Regions from separate parts of the Homo sapiens genome. Here region 1 is linked to region 2. Evidence: chromatin loops called from intact Hi-C (ENCODE). Cell type or tissue: PC-3. All regions are shown on one strand. Each heading gives the region's core, and the rest is flanking DNA. Links, peaks and the distances in the headings are about the cores only.

Region 1 (2,922 bases), core at 325-2,824, 170 kb after region 2:
GCAAAGGAGAGAGATGATATCTTAGAGGATGTTATGCAAATGTACTTTAAATTTTAGGTTGTGAAGTTAGTTGTTCAAATTCAAGGTACCTCCAAAGTGCCAATGTATCTCCCTTTAAGATGTTCACTGCTTCATCTCCCTCAGGTCTTTTCTCAAATGTCTTATTCTCAGTGAGGTCTTCCTGACTACTCCATTTGAAATTGCCCTACACCTTTGTAGAACTTTTTATTTCTAGATAATAAAGGTTACATTTTTAATTTTTCTTTTTAGCACTGATCTGATATATCATATTATTAATTATTTATCTTCTCATTTATTGTCATTCTTAGGCAGGGATTTTACCTCTTCACGCCTCTGTTTCTAGAGTTCAGAACTGTGTTTGACACATACATGCACAGAAGGCCATTAACAAATGTATTTTGAATGAATGGGAGAAAAAGCCACTCTCTCTTCATTTTGTCTGCTTTCTCCTTTTCTCCCTTCACTGGCTTTTTCCACATCTTGAATCCATACACAGAACCCGTTCTTCCACAGCTCTCCAGTTACCAAGTCCTAGTTCCAACCATGCTCAGAGGCTGAGTAGCTGTTTCTCAATCTGAATCTCAAATTCCCAGGTGAGAAATAAAATGGACACTGCTTTTATCAGGCCTATGTTCTGGTACAATCTGCCGTGGCCAAGGGATCAGAGACACAAATTATCCACTGAGATTGTTGCCAGCATCTACTTGTCAGGGAGGAGGAAGTAATTCCAGGAAAAGGATACTTGTGCATTGAGTGGGCACCAGGTATTCACAGTAGTTCAAGAGGCCTGAAGAATCCTTTCCAAATCATTTAAATTTCCCAAATACTTTATTTATTTATTTATTTATTTATTTGAAACCGACTCTCACTCTGTTGTCCAGGCTGGAGTGCAATAGCAAGATCTTGGCTCACTGCAGCCTCCACCTCCCAGGTGGAGCAATTCTCTAGCCCCAGCCTCCCAAGTAGCTGAGATTAGAAGCCCACACCACCATATCTAGCTAATTTTTGTATTTTTAGTAGAAATGGGGTTTTGCCATGTTGGCCAGGCTGGTCTCAAGCTCCTGGCTTCTAGTGATCTGCCTGCTTTGGCCTCCTGAAGTATTGGGATTACAGGCGTGAGACACCGCACCGGGCCAAATTTCCCAAATATTTTAAATGGATTCACAAAAAAGTGTCTTGTTCATCTTTGTATCCATAGCACCTAGAGAAGTTCCCAGGGGGCAGACCTCATGGTTTGAATTGTCTTTTTGCATTATCTGATGGTTTCTGGTGTTTACTAATACCTTTGTTCTATTGATGATCATGGTAAGAATAGGGAAATTTGGTTATTTGATAATGATGTAGTAAAAGAGAAAGATAAGTCAGGGTATTTACATGTATGCAGTTGTAAAGAGGTGGAAATAGTGTGTGTGTTGGCGGGGGAGATTTAAAACTTGACTTAGGAAAGAGCAATCCTTACTAAAATGTACAAATATACTTGGTGAGCTAATGTTTTTGATGCAAGGGCTTGACTACAGGATAATAGCTTACAAGTTGTCCCCTGCTGTTTGGTAATGTTAATGGACAGGAAGTGAGTAATGATTTATAAAGTGGTGTTGGAGCTGTAGTTAACAAGGCTCCCTGACCACAGTGCAATGTGCAGAAGGAAGCAGCAGTTACAGCTCGTGGAGGAGGGAAAAGGCTTTTCTTCATTGTTCCTACCTCATGCATTGTTCAGTTTCTAAGCTCCCTCCCCACTCCTTGTTTTTCCTGACAATACAGAGCCCAGGGATGACCTCTGAGGGAGGCTTTGTAGCAGGCCGTCAGATAAAATCCAGGATGCTCAGTTAAATTTGAATTTCTGCTGGGCACGGTGGCTCATGCTTGTAATCCCAGAGCTTTGGGAAAGCAAGGCAGGCAGATGGCTTGAGCCCAGGAATTTGAGACCAACCAAGGAAAGATGGGGAGATCTCATCTCTATAAAAAATTAAAAAAAATTTAGCCGGGCGTGGTGGTGTGAGTCTGTAGTGCCAAATACTCGGGAGGCTGAGGCAGGAGGATTGCTTTAGCCTAGGAGGTTGAGGCCACAGTGAACTGTGATTGCACCACCTAACTCTAGCCAGGGTGACAAAGCAAGACCTCATCTCAAAAAAAAAAAAATAATAATAAAATTCCAGATAAATAGTGAATAACTTTTTAGTGTAATTATGTTCCAAATATTGCATGGGGTAAACATATAAGAAATTATTTGTTATTTATCTGAAATTCAAACTTTAACTAGTTGTCTTTTTATTGACTCACTCTGGCAACTCTACTTACAGCCCACATTGCTTCATAAGAGGCTATTAGTTCATGCAGATGCAAAAGTTCCTTTAGTTCATTCCTAGAAACCTGGGGACAAGACAGACCTGCCAAAGAATAGAGGCTTAAAACCAAGCTGAGGGAGAAAAAATGCTGTTGTTATTAAATGCTCTGTGTTGATGTGATAGTTTAAAAGAGTGACACTATTTATGTGCCTGTGTTGGGAATGTGTGGACTATTTTAAAAAAGAAAAATCACTCTACATTTAGAAGAGAAAACCTGGAAAATCACAGAATGAATGAGCCAGCAAGAACTGAAGATTCCTAGTTCAGGCTTCCTCATTTCACAGAAAAGGGAACTGAAATAACAGAGTTGAAATAGTCTTGCAGGCAGACCTGAAAAATCCAGGTGATATCATTTAATAATTGGGGGAAATGGCTGAATGCCTCCCTGAGCTTTAGTTTTCTACTTCTAGTAGAGGGGAGATTGAAATACTTACCTCAAAGAATTCTAGTGAAGATTCAATGAGTCAGTGCTAACGCCCCCAGAACTGCTTTCCAGGGTGTCAGTGCAAGTTGCTGTGGGGCTCTCTCCCCAACAGGCTGGTCAGCTGCATGGCCT
Region 2 (2,922 bases), core at 186-2,685:
GCCATCACGCCTTGCTAATTTTTGTTATTTTTAGTAGAGTCAGGGTTTTATCATGTTGGCCAGGCTGGTCTCAAACTCCTGACCTCAGGTGATCTGCCTGCCTTGGCCTCCCAAAGTGCTGGGATCACAGGCGTGAGCCATCGTGCCCGGCCGGAAATACTCTTGTGTGTGGCTCCCTGTCTTTCCATTCGGTCAGGGGTCTGTGATAGAAGTGACTCCCCAGGAAGTCTTTTGGGGAACTCACAGGACAGAAGTGGGCGTTATCTTTGGTGGGCTTCTCTCCCCACCTCTCACCCCCACCCCATTGGTTTGTCTTTGAGATAACCAATTTTTATTGGGCATTGACTTTTAGGGCTGAATTGGGTCTTTCAAAGTTCACAAACACTACCCACCTCACCAACCTAACCACCTGCTAACCTTTCTGGAAATTTCCAGGCAAGTGGCTGAACCAAAGCAGGGAGTGTAGTACAAAGGCAAGATGGAAGCACAAGGCATCATGTTTCATGTATTAAAACCAACTCCTTGGCCAGGTGCGGTGGCTCATGCCTGTAATCCCAGCATTTTGGGAGGCCGAGGAGGGCGGGTCACCTGAGATCAGGAGTTCGAGACCAGCCTGGCTAACATGATGAAACCCTATCTCTACTAAAAAAAAAAAAAAAAAAAAAAAAATTAGCCAGGCATGGTGGCAGGTGCCTGTAATCCCAGCTACTCAGGAAGCTGAGGCAGGAGCATCACTTGAACCTGGGAGGCAGAGGTTGCAGTGAGCCGAGATCGCATCAGTGCATTCCAGCCTGGATGACAGAATGAGACTCCATCTTAATAAAAAACAAAAACAAAACAAAACAAAAACAACTCCTTGAAATCACATTTAAATATTAAGGTATTATTATATAACCACAAAATTTGCCTTTTAGATGGAATATGAAACCTCATCTATTCTTTGCAAATGTATTAACCTCACTCTTCTTTGTTTTAAACCATTTCTCCTCAGTCTTTCATACAGACAGATGGTCTCAGTTATGTACAGTAGCTTCTAGCCTCTGTGTTGCTATGCAACAAAATGCATCCTATCTGCGTCCTTTCTCTGTTATATCCCATTTCCGTTCAACTCAAAATAACTAGCCGAGTGCTTCAACATGCTACTTCCTCCTTTCTACAGAGTTGAATACCTATCAAGTATCTTCCTGGGCTTCCTATCTCTTCCTGTTACAGTCTTGAAAAAATGTGTTTGCTCCAATTTGATTTTCCTCATCACTTCCTATTTACATCAACCCACTCAGAGCTAAGGCAGGCAAAACATACATCAGTGAGTCATGCAGCTGTTGGCCCATAGGAAAAAGAAATGTGTCAGCCAATTGAGTGATATTTGAAACTAAAATTTTTTTTATTGTTGTCAGATGTGGGGTTCCTGTTTTTCCTTTTTGTCATGGCTTTGTTTCTCAACAGATACTAGAATGTACAAAAAATTAAACATAAAAGTAACTTTTCTCATTTTGGGGTTTAAGAAAGAGGGTAATAATCTTGCAAAAAGAGGGTAAATTCTTGCAAAATAAGAGGCAAGCAGAGGACATGTAAATGTCCTGAATTTTGTAGATAGAAGCTTGGAATTTAAAGATTAAAAAGTCCTTAAACAGAAACAAAAATACATCTTTTAAAAGACCGTATGTCATGTTGCAGTTTTTTTCTCTCTCGCTTGTTTAATCCTTAGGACATTAGACTCATTTATGGATTCTTCCAAAACTCATTTCATGCCCCTTTAATTCATGTCATTTTTCTTATCCCTAGTGGTCACAAATCTCAAATAATTAGATTAAGGTTGCCCCAACTAAGAAACCAGTGAATGTGGAATGGGGGAGATGGTAACATTGAGGTTAGAGTGGTTGCAGAAAATATGTTCATCACTCCTTGCTCTTCAGTGATCAAATTCCAATTTCTGAAGAAAAATCTAATGTCAAGTGGAAAAGAATGCATGTATTTGAAAATCCAAAGAATCTATGTAATTCACATTGGTGTTTTATTTCTTGATTTAAAAAATGAAGGTGCTGGAACATTGCATGATTTGAGATGAAGTATAAATCACTCAGTAGAATTTTGATGCTGTACAGTTATTATAAACTCAACAAAAAGTTTTAATTGCCTTAAATTTGTGCGAAATGTTCTTTAGAGGTAGGCACATTTGTTTTCTTTCCTCAGACGTTTTGGTTTCTCAGTCAAGTGTTCTCTGTGGAGTTGTAAATTTTCTTTCATGGCTGGGGTGGACGGATTTTACTTCCATGGTTAGTGTTTTCACACCTGATTTTGCTAAACTTGTGTTGGCCTCTTACCTGAGAAAGGTCCCTACAGCATACTCTAATGATGATCAGAACAGGTGGTCCTTGTGGCCAGCTTCCCTACCACACTGTTTCTTTGGAAACTCAGCACTGGGAATTGTTGCAAGAGCAGAAGAGAAGCTAAGTAATGTTGAGGATCCGAGTTTAGTGGCACTACTCGTTTGAGGTTACTGTAGTCTCTTGATACTGACAGGACCTTATCAGTACACAACGCCACAACACCATAGTACCCTTTGAATACTCTGACTATATTCTGTGTCTAAGCCAAAACGAAGTCAGGCAGCAATGTCAGATTGGACCCAATGGCAGCCAGGCTTTGGGGTGGAACTATGTGTGTGCCTTTGGCTTAGATGGTCCTGTCTGTCTGTGTTTACAGGGGGATTCTGAAGTCATTTTTTAGGCAGGTGCTGGTGTTCTTTATTTGGTCACATAAAAAATAAAAGGAGATGAAAGATTGGTAATGTGGATGTGTTAAATTTATAGATATGTGTATGTATATATGTGTTTGTGTGTATATGTGTATGTATACATGTATGTGTGTGTTATATATATGGAGAAATAGATATTAAAAATTATAAAAACCACTCAAAAC

The links. Peaks named below come from ENCODE experiments on the same cell type or tissue, not always from the same donor. Only the 100,000 strongest peaks of a DNase experiment are listed, where the experiment ranks them.
Region 1: a loop joins it to region 2, with 2.8 times the contacts of the local background. A loop is called at or near these places in 4 of 110 quality-filtered maps.

The regions. Positions count from the first base shown.
Region 1 is chr1:199,690,445-199,693,366 of GRCh38, reverse strand. No RefSeq gene overlaps it. Among named protein-coding and RNA genes, the nearest start is that of NR5A2, 340 kb to the left of the region's middle. In PC-3, for the core only: no CTCF peak of the experiment used is centred there; a DNase peak (open chromatin) is centred at 1,616.
Region 2 is chr1:199,858,001-199,860,922 of GRCh38, reverse strand. No RefSeq gene overlaps it. Among named protein-coding and RNA genes, the nearest start is that of NR5A2, 170 kb to the left of the region's middle. In PC-3, for the core only: no CTCF peak of the experiment used is centred there; a DNase peak (open chromatin) is centred at 1,282; H3K27ac peaks cover 353 bases.